2 separate regions of the Homo sapiens genome follow, and region 2 is linked to region 1. A link is an interaction called in ENCODE POLR2A ChIA-PET data of the cell type or tissue named here. Cell type or tissue: PC-9. All regions are shown on one strand. Each heading gives the region's core, and the rest is flanking DNA. Links, peaks and the distances in the headings are about the cores only.

Region 1 (8,344 bases), core at 59-8,058:
ATCTCCTATCCAATTGATTCTAGTAGCTTAAGTAAAACTGAGTATGTAAAATAGATGAAATCCAAAAAAATGGCCCTCCTATGTGCTCTTAAAATGGGATTTAAGTTTTAGTTTTGCTCTTGGTAAAAACTGGATGATTCTGCCAGGTGGTGTGAGTCTGTAGTCCCAGCTATTTGGGAGGCTGGGGTGGGAAGATTGCTTGAGCCCAGGAGTTTAAGACCAGCCTGGGCAACAAAGCAAGACCCTGTCTCTAAAACAAACAAACAAACAAAAATGAAATGATTCAAATTGGGGTGATCATTGTGAATCAAGTGCTGTACAAATAAATTTTATTTCTATTGAATGATATAAGAAATAGTAGTATTTCCATGTTTAGAAATAGCTAGTTTTTCCTAGCCGGCAGATTAATCTTGGGTTGCTGACTTTACATATTTTAAAGCCCACATCCCTTTGGGGTTTACAGATGGGGAAAAGTTAGAATTATCTTGTAAGATTGTGGCTTCATATTGCCAAAAATTATCTGGTTTCTCAAATAAGTTTCCAGCCGAAAAATCAGGCAAATCATTTCCTCAACATCTTCTGAAATTATGCTATATGGTGGTTTTCCCAGTTAGATGCAACCTTTCCATTGCTTTTGAATAAACAGTCTAGAAGTAAGAGTAGTGATTTGTAAGCTTGTTAAAGAGAGTTTTATTTTTGGTGGTAACGGCTGTCCTATTGAACTCTTAAATTCTGAGACTTTTTTTTTCTTTTAAAGAATCACCAGGCCCTGCTTTCATGGCCTATATTTATACTCAAAGTCAGGATCAAGGGAGCTTTTGCCCTTCTCCTCCACTGGAAGTTTCTGTCCTCCCTGAACTCACCTTAGGATACCTGCATTCCTGTTTGACAGGTGTACTGTCCCAAATTCTGAGGCTTTTCATTACTAGCTATGCTAGTTTTCATCTTTAAAAAAGCCCACAATCCTCTGAAAAAATTGGTAATCATTCTTCCAAACAATGCAGGTATATAAATACCTGCTAAACATTCAACATGATTGTTCAGGCCTCACAGACTTCCAAAGCCCATCTGAATAGATGTTGGGAGATGTCATAAGAGGAGAATTTCCATTTTAAGAATAAAGATGTAAAACAGTGGCAAATAAATCAGTGTTGGAGCAAATCTGAAATTTGCCCCACACTTGGCATTCATTCAACGTGTCCTTATTGAGTGCCTACTGTGTTCTAAGGGTTCCAGCAGTGAACAAGGCAGAGAAGGGCTTTGAGCTCACCCAGTTTATATTCTGGGGAATGTTGATTTTTAAGGTGAAACACCATGGTCTTGACCCTCAGGATTAATTCTCGCTGGTGCTTGTAAATCTAACCATTCTTTTTCTTCAGAAACCAGAGACGATTTTGATTAATTGATCTGACAGTGCATGGCACATCATATTTACTTGAAAGAATTTAATAACCCCAGAGACTCCCAAAGGAAACATGAAAATTTCCACATACTATTATCCTAATGGGATCATAGTAAGAGAATGTACAAGCAAAGATTTAGGGTTCTCTTGGGCAGAGGAAGTTTTTGGTCAGTCTTTAAATGCTATTGAGTGTTTCACCTGAATTCACTTTGGAAAGAAAGGTTAGAAACTGGAAGCACTGAAGGAAAATATTTTATGGAAATTTGTCTTCTTAGGGGAATACGTAATTTGTTTCTTAGGGAGCACATTGTTCACAATTTAAAAATATACATGTGGGAGTGACTTTCAGTTAATTGTGGCAGATGTATTTTACAGAGTTGAAAATTTTGAGAGTGACAAGAATTAATCTAGAATATTCTATAGAGGTGGGCAGTGTTATCTGGGGTCGGTAGAATCAGCATCAATCACCTGGGAATGTGTTAGACATGCAAACTCTTGGAGCCCACCTCAGATCTACTGAATTGAAACCATGGAAGGGGATCCATCAGTCTATGTTTTACCAAGCCCTCCAGGTCATCCTAATGCTCCAAAAGCTTATGAAACACTGTTCTATGACTCGGCACAAATTATTGCTCATTTAGTTTAGCTTACATTTATCAATCATACATGTATATAAGTTGCATTGGGAGCTTTTGGAGTTTATAATGCAATGCATAGCGTATTTTTTAGCATGTTAATTGTCCTTTAAAATATTGCCATAGCTAGAGAAAGTCTAGTTTTCTTTCTTTAAGTTAGTAGTAAAATATCCTAACGTAAGATTTATGTTAAATGAAATAATTTTATATTAAATTAGATAATTGAAAAATCAAAAATAATATGTAATACTTCTCTTTTGTTTTATGCACATGTATTTGTTTTCAGGTATATTTAAAAAAATTATCACTTGCATTATTAATTTACTCTATTGCCTCTTAGTTTCATAATATTTAGATGTGAATAAAGTATGGAAGTAGTAAAATGTTAGAAAACTGAAAATCACATTTATGGGTTCATTTTGGATGTGTACCATTTGGGGCAGTTTAAAATTTCTACTGAAATAGAATGAAATTTTAGATTTCTGTAGGGCAGAGTTAAGTTGGAGTTTAAGATAAAAGAGAATTAGAAGTAAAGGACTTACACATATTCACATTGCTTCTAGCACCACCTTCATTTCCCCAGGTCCTATCAGCCTGAGGGTGCAAATGAGTTAGTGTGACATTGACATTAATAATCTACAATTTTCTGGCTTACTGTTGCATTTGCTGACAGTAACCTCGGCCCCTTCTTTACAGGATCCCTTAGTTATTTGGGGAATTTTCAGAGCACATTTGGATGTGTTCAAGAGCCAGGCTGCTCTGGTTCCCCCTCTAGGCTCAGGGTCTATGGCCTGATAACCCTTTGATAGATCTTTGCCCACTACCCCAGTATCTGGGGTCCCGGGAGAGGGCTGCTCTTCCTGCCTGTAGCCCTGGTCTGATGCATTCTCCCTCACACTGCAGAACCCTCTATAGCCAGCGTTGCTCTATTACTGTAAGGGTTCACTTTGCTATGGGATCCCTAATGCATTCCTAGCAGAAACAGGGAAAATGCCTGCTCCACCCCTGCCCTCATCAAATTCTGGCCTGGAAATGGAACCACTTGTGCCCAGGTTTTGCTAGTTGCAGCCACAGATTCAGACCCTGTTCTTACAGGAGTACTAACCATTTTGTATCATTAACGTAATTTGTATCAAATTTCCCACTTCCCGCTTCTCTTGCCCCTGTACCTGCCCACTCAATTTTGAAATTCCCTTCCACATGTGAGTACAGGCAAATACACACAAGTTTTGTGTGTGTTAGGCCACCACACAGTGGCTTCAGGGACATTTTTGTCTTATGCAGTTGCTCAGGGCCACACACTCAGAAGGCCCTGGGATTGGGTTAATGATCTGTTGTTGCCTTCTTGAAACTCATAATATTTTTTTACAAAAGGGATCATACTTTTTTTTTTTTTTTTTTTTTTTTTTTTTGCATTGGCTTTCTTAAATAAAGCAGCTGTCCTGGACAGATGCCCACTCAGCAGAGACCCAGACTCTAGTTAGGGACAGTTCACAAGACAATGCCTGCCTGCTTCTTCTCAGGTCAGTTCTAGAGATTTACATTTTAATAGTACATACATTTTCTTTAAAGCATTTCCCCATATCTGGTGATGAGATACTGATTTAAATATAATTTTTTATAAGAGCAGTAGTCTATAAATATATAGGAATCTGGGAATAGTTAACTGTTACTCGCTTCTTAGGTACTAAGTCAAGTTTGGAATATTTTTAAAAATCACATTTAACAGATTTCATAATGTAAATGTTGGTGAAAATTTATCAGAAACAAAACTCAATGTGATCCATTCATTAGACACGAAGGAAGCACCCATTAAGTAGTAAGCATAGGGCCATACAAATGGAATAAGGCCTGTCCCTGTTTTCTAAGAGCTCATAATTGGCCTAGAATGACAGATGCTATGAGCAATTATTTCTGCCTAGGGGGCAGAAAGATAGAGTAGGAGAAGAGATTAAATATTATTTAATGATGCAGGACTGCATGGGGGCGGGGTGCTTGGTGTCCATGGAAGACATTGGGAATGCACTGTAGACCAGGATTTGAATTATTACGGATTGGTTAGACTTGTTTTTTGATCCACATTTATTTTACTTTAGGTATAGGGATCACTGTAATGGTGTCTTGCAGTCGGAGAGAGAACTTGGATTCAATCTCAGTTTTATTTTTTTGATTCACATTTTATGATGTTTTGTTCTTCTGTGCTTTTAGCCTCAGCACCCCAATCAGATGAAGGCTCTGATATTGACTCTGAACCAGATTTACCACTAAAGAGGAAACAGCGCAGAAGCCGAACCACCTTCACAGCAGAACAGCTGGAGGAACTGGAGCGTGCTTTTGAGAGAACTCATTACCCTGACATTTATACTAGGGAGGAACTGGCCCAGAGGGCGAAGCTCACCGAGGCCCGAGTACAGGTACTGTTGCCCAAACCTCCGTGTCCTACTTCAGTCCAGACAGGAAACAAACAAGCATCTTCTCATCTAAAACATATGTCAATCCCCCCCAAAAATGTATTAGGAATGGCCCTTTACTAGGGATGCATATTGTTAGGACTTTGATTATTTACTGACAGAATACAACTATATCATTTACGACACACAGAAGTCCACCACTTCATGTGACTAACTCAACTTTTCAGGAATCCTTATTGTACACCAGCACTATATGGACTTTGGGGGTGATACACAAGTAAGAGCAAATAAATTTTGAGTGGTTACTCTGTCCCAGCCACTATTTTAAGTGCTTCACATGAATTAACCCATTGAATCATTATTAAAATCCTAGGTGGGTACCATGATTGCTACTCTCCATTTACAAATAAGGAAACTGAGACTTGGACTATATAAGTAACTACCCAAGGTGGCATAGCTGCAAAGTGAGTCTAGAGATAATTGGATCCCATACGCTTCATCTCTGTGACCTTTCAATTATGAAAATGTGCAAAGGTGCATAACATGAAATTCCTTCATTTAACGATTTTATAATTAAGAAGCATTTCAAGAAATTATATTACTTAAAGAACATGTTGAATTATCTTTTGAACTCTTAGAGGTGCTCTGAACCTTCTGGAAAGGCTACTTAGATGTAATATGTTTCTATAGAGTATAGAATAATGTTTTCATCATTAATGAAGAACTACTTCCTGGAGCTAGTAAAACAGTGTTTGAAAGATGGCAGATATCGTAGGGTATCCTCGAACTCCTCACCACCCTAGAAGTTAAGTCACCTTGTCTGCAAATATTGTGTGTTATTTCCAGATTCTTAATTTGCAGGCTGGGGACTCAGCAGTGGACTAGTCAGTTGACATGGTCCCTAGATTGATCAACACGTTCATAGATGCAGCTAATTAACTCTCCTATTACAGAATTTTACAGAAATAGCCTCTTCCAGGCTGCAGAGCTCAGTCAGAGAGATTGTTTTCTTCAAACTTCCATATGATCATCATAGTGCTAGGAAAGTCAAGGAATGCTAAGATCAATTAAGACAGTTCTCTGAAGGAGTTGCAATCTAAGAAAGGTAAAAAAATAAACATACAAATAATTTAAAAATAACACAGACATGATAAGTGCAGAAAGAGAAAAAGTGCAATGGGAGTTGAGAAGAGGAAAGGATGAGATTTTTTTTTTTTTTTTTTTTTGAGGTGGAGTCTCACTCTGTCACCCAGGCTGGAGTGCAGTGGTACAACCTCAGCTCACTGCAACCTCTGCCTCCTGGGTTCAAGCGATTCTCCTGACTCAGTCTCCCAAGTAGCTGGGATTACAGGTGCTTGCCACCAGGCCCGGCTCATTTTTGTATTTTTAGTAGAGATGGGGTTTCACCATGTTGGTCAGGCTGGTCTCGAACTCCTGACCTCGTGATCTGGCCGCCTTGGCCTCCCAAAGTGCTGGGATTACAGGTATGAGCCACCATGCCCAACCTTTTTTTAAAAAATTATACTTTAAGTTCTGGGATATATGTGCAGAAGGGGCAGGTTTGTTACATAGGTATAACACGTGCCATGGTGGTTTGCTGCACCCATCAACCCGTCATCTACATTAGGTATTTCTCCTAATGCTATCCCTCCCCTAGCCCCCCACCCCCCAACAGGCCCTGGTGTGTGATTTTCCCCTCCCTGTGTCCATGTGTTCTCATTGTTCAACTCTCACTCATGAGTGAGAACATGCAGTGTTTGGTTTTCTGTTCCTGTGTTAGTTTACTGAGAATGATGGTTTCCAGGTTCATCCATGTCCCTGCAAAGGACATGAACTCAAGGGATGAGATCTTGAAGGAATGAAGAGAGGTACATGAAGAAGGCAGATTTAATTTTTTTTTTTTTTGAGACAGGGTCTCATTCTGTAGCCCAGGTTGGAGTACAGTGGTACAATCACAGCTCACTGAAGCCTACACCTCCTGAGCTCAGGTGATCCTCCCACCTCAGCCTCCCAGATAGTTGGGGCTACAGGTGCATGCCACTATGCCTGGATAATTTTTTGAAGAGATGGGATTTTGCCATGTTGCCCAGGCTCTTCTTGAACTCCCAGGTGCAAGCGATCCACTTGCCTTGGCTTCCCAAAGTGCTGGGATTATAGGCATGAGCCATTGTGCTGGGCCCAGAGGGCAGATTTAAGATGAACTTTCCGGGCTAGATAGATATTCACTGGACCAGGTGCATAAGGAGAGTATATTAGTAATAGGGAATTATATGAGCAGAGGCACAGAGAGGTAGAAGTGGTGGGCTACACGTAAGATAACCTTTCTTTTTCACTCTAGTCATATTGGGAGAATAGTTAGTTTGATTAGAATGTAAGGAGTGGTAGGGTGGTGGAAGAAATAGGGTTTGGTAGGTAGGCTGAGGATATCCTATGGAGGTCTTGGGTTTCAGGCCAGTGAGCTCACATTTGATGTGACAGGGAGTGGGGGCTATGGCATGAGATAGGTAGTGGCAGTGGGAATGGCAAGGAAGAGATGGTGGTGAAGGTATTCAGAGGTAGAATGGACAACCGATTGTGTAATCTAGAAGTGGGGAGGAAGGTGAGTGAAAGGAAGAGTTGTAGATAGACCAAGGTTCACAGAGCTGGTGTTTTAAAGTTGGGAAACCTATTATCATTGGGAAACAGAGTGTTTCTCCCCACCACACAGTGTAGAAATAACCTTTATTAACTAAGTCATAATATTTCAATAGAAAAATATTTTAATACAGTATTGATATAGTAATATTATATAATACTATATAAATATTATATTAACATAACATTAATATTACTATATCAATGTTATGATATTAACATGCATATTAATATAACAGTGCAGAGAAAAAATCTGTATCACAATCAAAAGGGCAGACAAATTAAATCATATAATAGTATATTATATATAACAATGTTATAAATAATATGTTTCAAATCTACTTTGCTTTTATTATAGTTCTGCAATTACCTGCAAATGTTATGTGAGGTCCAATCATGCCTCTTTTGAGTGGCCACTATATTCCAGGATTTGGTACCTGTCCTCTGTAACTGGCCAAGCCCACCTACTAGATCTGCTTTTTTGTTTGTTTGTTTGTTTGTTTTTTGAGACAGAGTCTCACTTTGTTGCCCAGCCTGTAGTACAGTGGCTTAATCATGGCTCACTGTGTAGCCTCGATCTTCCAAGCTCAAGTGATTCTTCCACCTCAGCTTCCAGAGTAGCTGGGTCTACAGATGTGTGCCACCATGTCTGGCTAATTATTTTTCTATTTTTTTGTAGAGCTGGGGTCTTGCTATGTTGCTCAGGTTGGTCTTGAGCTCCTGGACTCAAGTGATCCTCCCTCCTCAGCGTCTCAAAGTGTTGAGATTACAGGTGTGAGCCACTGGCACTAGATCTATTTTTAAAATAGGCCGAGTATCAGCTCTGAACTCAATGTGAGTAAGGAAAAATAAACATTTATTGTAAATAGATCAGACAAGGAGTGTGATGGAAAACTGAGGAGTGTTCGGTGTTGTTCTCTTTCATTCCTGCCTTTGTCAAAACTAAGGATGGAGACAGAATATATTTCAAACCCATGTAGCTTGTACAGCACCCAGCATTCTCATCTGGCTCAATGAATGTCAAAGGATAATAATAATGGCCCATTAACTTTCAGAGGACATGGGATCAAACCAATAAACAGTAGTTCATACTTTTCCATATAGTGACCTCCTCTTCGAAGCAGGGCCTTCATTAACGTAACAGCTGTCTTAATGTGGCTTTAACCCGGTGACTCTTGACATTCCTTATGGCTTCTTTAGTTCCCTTGAGACACATCATGGCTGGCACCACGGCTGTGATCTATAGCCTAACAAATTCCCTA
Region 2 (8,344 bases), core at 40-8,039, 200 kb after region 1:
GACCTACAGCACTTAAACATGTAGAGGTTGAGAAGAGCAAGAACTAGCCAAGGAGGGTAAGAAGGAAGATCTGGAAGGTGGGTGAAACATCAGAAAAGAGCAGTACTTGGAAACCAAGTGAAGAAGGGTTTCAAAGTAAGCGAGTGTCAGACTTTCAAGAAAGGAGGAATAAACTGAGAATGAGAGTGGACCATTGGAAGATGCAAGAGGAGGTCATGGCAATGATACTGGATACCCCTATGCACCACTTCAGAATCCTCTCTGTCCCATCAATGCCCACTCCAGCTTCAACCATCATCTCCCACATGCAATCAGATGGTGCCTTGCCTCTGGTCCATCTTGTGTGCCTCTGTCTTCTGCCCTGATGAGTCTTCCCTGGGAACTTGCTCTGCACGTGCACAGATACAGCCTGCAGGTGCAGGAAATTTACTGTGGCCAGGGCCACCCTTAACCAGCGGGGAGCAGGAGCCTGTGGATGAATGCTTCCCACTCTTATTCCCTCGCAAACAGTTCTGAGATGCATCTTTTAAGTCTCCTCAGAAGGTGTCAGAGGGACTGAGCACCAGTCACCTCTAATGGCAGCCAAACTAATATATCATTCTATTTTCTTCCCTCTTTCTCTGTTCACACCTACCATCCTTTACTCTTGTTCACATTCCAATATATACTTCTTCAAGCCAGTCTTTCTTTTCTTGCCAGAAGGTTACACTTGGCCTTCTTAATGATATGGCCCTGTTACTCTCATTCCTTCCAGGCCAATCTGGGTCATGTCTGAACACAGTCCAACTGGGCTGCAGAGCATCTGTGTCTGGTGCACACCGAATAAGTTGTTAATATGTATTGGTAGGAATTCGGGGAACATGTGTAGAGGTGGTTCTTCAGCATATCAGGCCATCTGGCAGGGTGGCTGAATGATGGAATGGGATGGTAAAGTGAAATATCAAGTGGTATAGGAAAATACTTTTTAATGTGAGAGCACTTTCTTTTGACTTGGAGTTCAACATTCTAGCCAGAGGAGATGGTGGTAATTCTAGAACACTGCTGGGATAGCTCCACAAAGTTTGATTGAAATGACGGCCTTCAATGAGTTAGCTGGAGCTGCCAGAACTGTTATGGCATGGTATTGAGGATGGGATTAGAGGGCTTAGGGAAGAGAGAATGTTGGGATGGTTTTATCATGTGAGCTCAAGAACCCAGGAGGGCACAGAGGACATTTCCTTCAACAAAGGGTGAGGGGCAGCACTGACATGTTGAGAAGCTCAGAAAGCTGTTGTCCTCTGCAGAGCAGGACTGACAGTGAGAGGTGGTGTCACTGGCCCGGGATCTCCAGCAGAATTAGGAATGATGGGATTCTGGGGTTGTGGGGGTGAGAGGCAACTCGGACATAAGTACTACAATGGGTGGCAAGCCTGGAGGGTGGTCATGGGGCCTTGACCTTAGGGCTTTGTGGAGATGGCTTCTAATCATGGTTTCTGAAGGGGATCCAAATGGATAGCTTATTGGGCTGCTAATTAATGTAGTGAGAAAACCTGTGAGTTAGTAAGACAGTAAGTCTGTCAGCTGCTTCAATGGAGCTTCGTTCCAGACCCATTCTGGAAAAAGATAGCCTTTATTTTATCAAACTGTAAATGATTCCTTGGCACCGTGAGGTAGGTACTGTGAACTGTGCTCCTGGTTTACTACACTTACATACTTTGTCTCACAAGTCACTTAACTCTTCCATCTCACAACGTCCTCTGCATTTTGGTTACACACCAGTAATCATTAGCTCCTAGAAAGAGAATGGGCCAGGTGCAGTGGCTCACGCCTGTAATTCCAGCACTTTGGGAGGCCAAGGTGGGCGGATCACCTGAGGTCAGGAGTTAGAGACCAGCCTGGCCAACATGGTGAAACCCCGTCTCTACAAAAATATAAAAATTAGCCGAGGCCGGGCGCGGTGGGTCACGCCTGTAATCCCAGCACTTTGGAAGGCTGAGGCGGGTGGATCACGAGCTCAGGAGATCGAGACCATCCTGGCTAACACAGTGAAACCCCGTCTGCACTAAAAATACAAAAAAATTAGCTGGGCATGGTGGTGGGCGCCTGTAGTCCCAGCTACACGGGAGGCTGAGGCAGGAGAATGGCATGAACCCAAGAGGCAGAGCTTGCAGTGAGCGGAGATCGCGCCACTGCACTCCAACCTGGGCGATAGAGTGAGACTCCGTCTCAAAAAAAAAAAAAAAAAAAAAAAAAATTAGCCGAGCATGATTGCAGGTGCCTGTAATCCCAGCTACTTGGGAGGCTGAGGCAGGAGAATCGCTTGAAATCGGGAGGCAGAGGTTGCAATGAGCCTAGAGCATGCCATTGTACACCAGGCTGGGCAACAGGGTGAGACTCTGTCTCAAAAATATAAAAATAAAATAAAATAAACAAGGAAAAGAAAAAGAAAAAGAGAATGAAGACTACCCTCATTGGGCCTCTTCCTTGCTGTTCAGCTCAAAAATCTAAGACAAAATACACTGGAAGAAAGAGCAGGCGTCATTACTTCTTGCTGCCAGGTGACTCTGCGCAGGTGTTGCTTTCCTGAAGCCTTTGGTTTCATAATGCTTTGTCACACCCAGCATTATGTGAGGGTGTGACAGGCAGGGCCTGGGTAAGGAGAATTCTGTACTGTGTGTTCCTTGTTTGTTTTCTCTGAGTATCCACATCTTGAGTTCAGTCCTCAAGTGGGCCTCAGGTACCACTGCTTAATAATACCGCAAGGTGTTCTGTAGAGAGGGATTAGTTAGGCCAAACAGAAACCACTCCATGGAATGAGTTTCCATACATAATTTGTACCAGCATAATTTATATATGCTATATTCAGATATCCTTCAAATGTATATTTTAAGTATATATTAAACTATATAAAATATAAATATATATCATATATTTATTTGCTATTTGTGTATGACACATGATACAATGCATACTGCAAAACAGGGGTGATACTCGTGTTAACTCTCCACAAAGTACTGATGAATCTTTAAGCCTGGAGGAGCTAAAAGGTGAGTGTGTCTCTGTTCTGTGTCTATTCAGATCATTTCCTTCTGCTTGTCTTTTAATCTGCTTTGGTGTCACTCTCTGATTTGTACTGCAGCGTGACTCATGCAGATAATTTAGCCTCTTGATATTACTCAAAGTTTACACTATAAGGTACAGATTTCAGCACTGTTCTTTTCCCATGGGCTTCTGTGTAGGTCATTGCAACACTGAAATACCAAAAGGTGTGGGTGTCCTTCAATGCATTCTGAAAAATTATCCCAGTTGTTGCATTCTCAAAACAGCCCAAAAATGGCCTCTCTCCACTCTGCCTGCAAAGACAAAAAGGTGCCCTAAACCCTCTTTGCCAGAGCAGGCAGTTGCTTCACTTGGTATAGACTGGTTGCTGGCTGAGAAAGTCAGGCTCCCTACGGTGAAGGAGAGACAGAGAGCTGGCATGCATTGAGGGCTTACGATGTACCAGGCCCTGGGCTCAGGGTTGTCAAAATGCTGCCTCCTTGTACTACAGTCTCTTTCTGTAATGCCATGCGTGCTCCTCCATAACCTCCAACCTAAATTGTGGCTTAAGCATTTTAGTTGTTGCGTTTCTTGGGTTTCACTGTGAACTTTGCTGTGTGTAAATTATAGTGTGTGTGTTTTCCCGATGTTTCCTAGAGAGAAGTTACAGTAGCCCAATGCAGTGCATTTTAGCATTCTAAGAAAGCAAATGCCATGCACTTTGTGTTCATTTTAACTCTGAGCTCTGAGGCTGACTGCTCATTTTTTGGAGACCCTGGGTATCTTCTGAGTGTTGGGATGGGGCACTAGAATCTGTCTTGCGTTTCTCTTCCACCATCCCACTTTGGCCAAGGCCCTTCCACATGTATTTTTTCTTTATATCTGCTAATGCTTGAAAGCTTCAAGCCCTCTCCCCAACTTCACGTGGGGACCCCTATACTTCCCTGTAATTTAATGTCTCATTCTCAGTGCCAAGAGCTTAGGGCAATCTTTTCTTCATTATGGGGATATTTTGTAGGTTCTTGTCTTTGCATTAGAGGAATCTGCCACCATCTCTGTCCTGCTTGTGCTCAGTGTTAGATTGCCTTCTAAACATCCAGGGGGAGGAGGGGCTAGGTGACACACAGGGGCCAGAGAGTGGCCCGGAACTAAAGAATAAAGTTCTTACATGTCTTCTGCCCTGGAAGAAAGTAGGTAAGTTACATTTGACTCAGCAACCCCATTACTGGGTATATACCCAAAGGATTATAAATCATTCAACTATAAAGACACATGCACGCATATGTTTATTGTGGCACTGTTCACAATAGCAAAGACTTGGAACCAATCCAAATGCCCATCAATGATAGACTGGATAAAGAAAGTGTGGCACATATACATCATGGAATACTCTGCAGCCACAAAAAAGAATGAGTTCATATCCTTTGCAGGGACATGGATGAAGCTGGAAACCATCATTCTCAGTAAACTAACACAGGAACAGAAAACCAAACACCATATGTTCTCACTCATAAGTGGGAGTTGAACAATGAGAACACATGGACACAGGGAGGGGAACATCACACACCCCCACAGGTCGGGGGTGGGGGAGCTAGGAGAGGAATAGCATTAGGAGAAATACCTAATTTATGATGGGTTGGTGGGTGCAGCAAACCACCATGGCACGTGTATACCTATGTAACCAACCTGCACGTTCTGCACATGTAACCCAGAACTTAAAGTATAATTTAAAAAAAAAGAAAAAAGAAAAGGAAAGTAGGTAAGTGTGGTAAGTTACTACCTATAGGTTATAGGCAAGTTCCTTTTGTTGATTTTTAGTTAAGTTGCTTCAGCAGGTGCTGTAAGTGACTGTGTGTGTGTGTTTGTGTGAAAGAGATTTTAAATAGAAAAATATAAACAGACTGGAAAAGAAACAATGAAAAATAGTAAAGGAAAGCAATAATATTCTATCCTGGGACCTCCAAAAAGTTTGAGGCCCCAGGATAGAATATTCTTGCTTTCTTTTACTATTTTATTTTAAGTTTTACTTTTATTCATTCTGTGGCCGTCTCTTGGGATTTTCCCCCATTTAAATATGTCTGGTCTGAGGCGGGCGGATCACGAGGTCAGGAGATCGAGACCACGGTGAAACCCCGTCTCTACTAAAAATACAAAAAATTAGCTGGGCGCGGTGGCGGGCGCCTGGAGTCCCAGCTACTCAGGAGGCTGAGGCCAGAGAATGGCGTGAACCCGGGAGGCAGAGCTTGCAGTGAATCGAGATCGCAACACTGCACTCCAGCCTGGGGCGACAGAGGGAGACTCCGTCTCAAAAAAAAAAAAAAAAAAAGTCTGGCTTGCCTTGTCTGAAAATTCCTAGACATGGGGGCATTTTGGGACTGTAGGATAGCCAGATTTCTCCATGGCTTTGAGGGTAGTGATGCTGGTGTGAAGAGAAATGTCAACATAAAACAACAGCAACAACAAGAACTAAAGAAACAACAACTAAAGAATTGGAAGACAAAAGTGAAAGGGCCTGAGTGCAAGACAGTAATATTTGTGTGAGATGATTTCTTTCTCCTCCGGAAGCTACATGTGCTGGGGGAGACAGGTTTCCTTTCTCAGGCTTTCTCACCTGGCCTCCACCTATGAGAGAGTTGGGTGACAGATGAGATCCAGGAGCACTGATTCTTCTCCAGCCAGGAAAGAAGCCAGAGCATTGGCCTGGGAAGTCACTTTGGCTACCAGTGCTGCCCAAGAGGACTTAATTTAGTTCAATCAAAATATATGAAGACACCATTGTGTGCCAGATCCTGTGCTAGGCTCTGGCTTCCTAAGCGATAGACAGGAAATAATCGGCAGGATTTGGACCTCCACTGGGACTGGTAAATTGGAGCAAGGGTTGGGTGGAGGATGATAGCTAGGTATCTGGCTTGGGCAATTAGGAGGAAGGTGATGATATTAGCGAACAGACTCTCAGAGGAGCAGGTTTAAGCAAGGTGGGGCAGAGAGAGGGCGGAAAATGATACGTTTGGTTTGGTAGGTGTTGAGTGGGGCCTACCATTTAGGCATTCAAGTGGAGATTCCAGAAAGGGGTGGATATATAGGTCAAAGGTTCAATAAATACATGAACAAATAAATGAATACATAAATACATAGAGAGTAAATGATTTTCTTTTTCAATTTCAGAATTAGAAACCTCCATCTAGAAGTCACAAGTGTAAGTAGAGGCGGTTATTAAACGTTGCTCTAATTTTTGGTTTCCTAATCTGGAGAAAGAGAATAAATACCTGCCCTGAAAACCCATGGGATTATTGTAATCATCAGATGAGACAATTTATATAAGTGTGTTTTTAACATGCAAAGGGATGCAATTATAAGACCATAGTATTATTGATTGATCTCTGTGTGTGTAATATGACCCTTAGCAGTGTGGGATGCAAAAGGCTAGAAAATGCAACTCTTTTCTCAAGGAGTTTGCAATCAGTAAAGGCTGTGGAAAGATTATCTATCCTTTTAAAACAAAAAGGAAGGTGAAATTTTTGGGAACTCTCCTAAGACTTGGGTGGAAGAGAAGGGTACAACATGGGAAAAAATTCATGGTGGGAAAATTGTAAAGCATTTAAGCTCTTCATCATTAAAAGATTCTCACCAGGATTGTAGGACTGTTGCAAGAAGACTGTCTAATCTAAGAAACACATTTTTATTTCAGGCTGTCTTTTATTGTACAGGCAATTCATAGGATGCCTCTTCTATTTGGAAAATGGGTACTTGTCAAAAACTCTGAAACACCCTGTCAGTACCTTCACAGGGCGTGATAGTATCTGCTGGCAAAACATAACAGCTACAGCCAGGGATGGCTGCATAATTTGTGCGGTCAGTGCAAAATGAAAACGCAGGCCTCCTGTTCACAAATTAACAAAAATTTCAAGATGGCGGCAGCAGGTTACTAAACTAAGTGCAGGGCCTTCTAAGCCGGGGGCCTGGGCAAGTGCTGATGTCACCTACGATGCTAACTCTACCTGCAACCTCTCCAGAATCTGCCACAGGACATCATCTGGGTCACCATTTAAATCAGGTAGAGCTTGATGAGCATTCAGTGAACACTTGTTGAATCACAGCACTGAGCATCTATCCTGTGCTAGGCCAGTCTAGAAGTGAGCACAGAGATTAAGAGGATAGGTAAAGCCCTCTTCCCTTGAGGAACACTGTTGCTTGCTTAGTGAAAAATAACATATGTTTTATTTTTTGAAGGTTCAGTTTAAATACTACCTCCCAAATGTCTCCATTAGTTTTCGCTTTCTTCTGTGTTCCACAGTGTTCTGTACTTTGACTGTGTTCTTTCTTAGAGAAAATGGCTGACCAAAGGTAGCCTTGAACCCAAGTCTTCTTGTTCAGTGGTTGTGTAATCAGGTGATGGGTTATTCCTGTGTGCTGCACAGACAAAACCAGTTCACTGAGACTGTGATCTTGCAGTAAAGCAAGAGTTGAATTAACGGGAGTCTGCCCATGTGGAAGACAGTTATTACCCAAATCAGTCTCCCGAAGGCTCAGAGGTTAGGGTTTTTCAAGGATAGTTTGGTGGGCAGGGGACTAGGTAATGGGTGCTGCTGATTGGTTGAGAATCATACGAGTGTGGGAAACGGTCCTTATACACTAAGTCCACCTTTGTGTGGTGGGGGGTGCACAGGACTGGTTAAGTCGTGAGTCACAAGTCTAGGTGGGGTCAGTCTGAAAAACATCTGAAAAGGCCAATCTTATGTTCTGTAATAGTGATGTTATTTATATGAACAACTGAGAAAGTCACAAATCTTGTGACCTCTGGCCATGTGACTCCTCTACAGTAAGGGATTATAGAAATTAAGCCTACAGTGTAGCAGAATTCAGGCCCCTACCAGAATCCTAATCTTGTGGCTCTTCATTAGTCTTACAAAGGTGTTTTCAGCCACTGAACAAGGAGGAGTTAGTTTTAGGGTGAGACTATTATCATCCTTGCTTTAAAGTTAGACTATAAATTCCTCCCCTGAGTAGCTTGGCCTATGCCCAGGGATAAGTGAGGGCAGCCAGCCTGTGAGGCTAGAAGCGAGATGGAGTGAGCCCAGGCCAGACTTATCTCACTGTCATAATCTTTGCGAAGTCAGTTTTAGTCAGGGGCAGTCGTTCCATTAGCAAGACTTCCTACAGTACCACATTAAAATGGGGTCACAGTACTGATCCCCAGGGAGCAGCCAGGTGGTGCCCATAGCAGCTGAGGCCTCCTAGCTGGTCTCCCGGCTGTGAACACTGTGTGTTCTGTGCAAAGCACTGGAACAGAGTACGTCGGAAAAATGTCAGGAAGCCCCATGTATCA

Evidence for each region. Peaks named below come from ENCODE experiments on the same cell type or tissue, not always from the same donor. Only the 100,000 strongest peaks of a DNase experiment are listed, where the experiment ranks them.
Region 2: POLR2A ChIA-PET joins it to region 1 with 11 read pairs; 2 of 35 experiments call an interaction of 5 or more read pairs at or near these places.

The regions. Positions count from the first base shown.
Region 1 is chr2:222,228,185-222,236,528 of GRCh38, reverse strand. PAX3 (paired box 3) reads left to right here. Exons shown (of 9, transcript NM_181458.4): 5 at 4,246-4,451. Among named protein-coding and RNA genes, the nearest start is that of CCDC140, 66 kb to the left of the region's middle. In PC-9, for the core only: no CTCF peak of the experiment used is centred there; no DNase peak of the experiment used is centred there; H3K27me3 peaks cover 3,293 bases.
Region 2 is chr2:222,028,545-222,036,888 of GRCh38, reverse strand. No RefSeq gene overlaps it. Among named protein-coding and RNA genes, the nearest start is that of CCDC140, 270 kb to the left of the region's middle. In PC-9, for the core only: no CTCF peak of the experiment used is centred there; a DNase peak (open chromatin) is centred at 3,158; H3K27ac peaks cover 1,896 bases.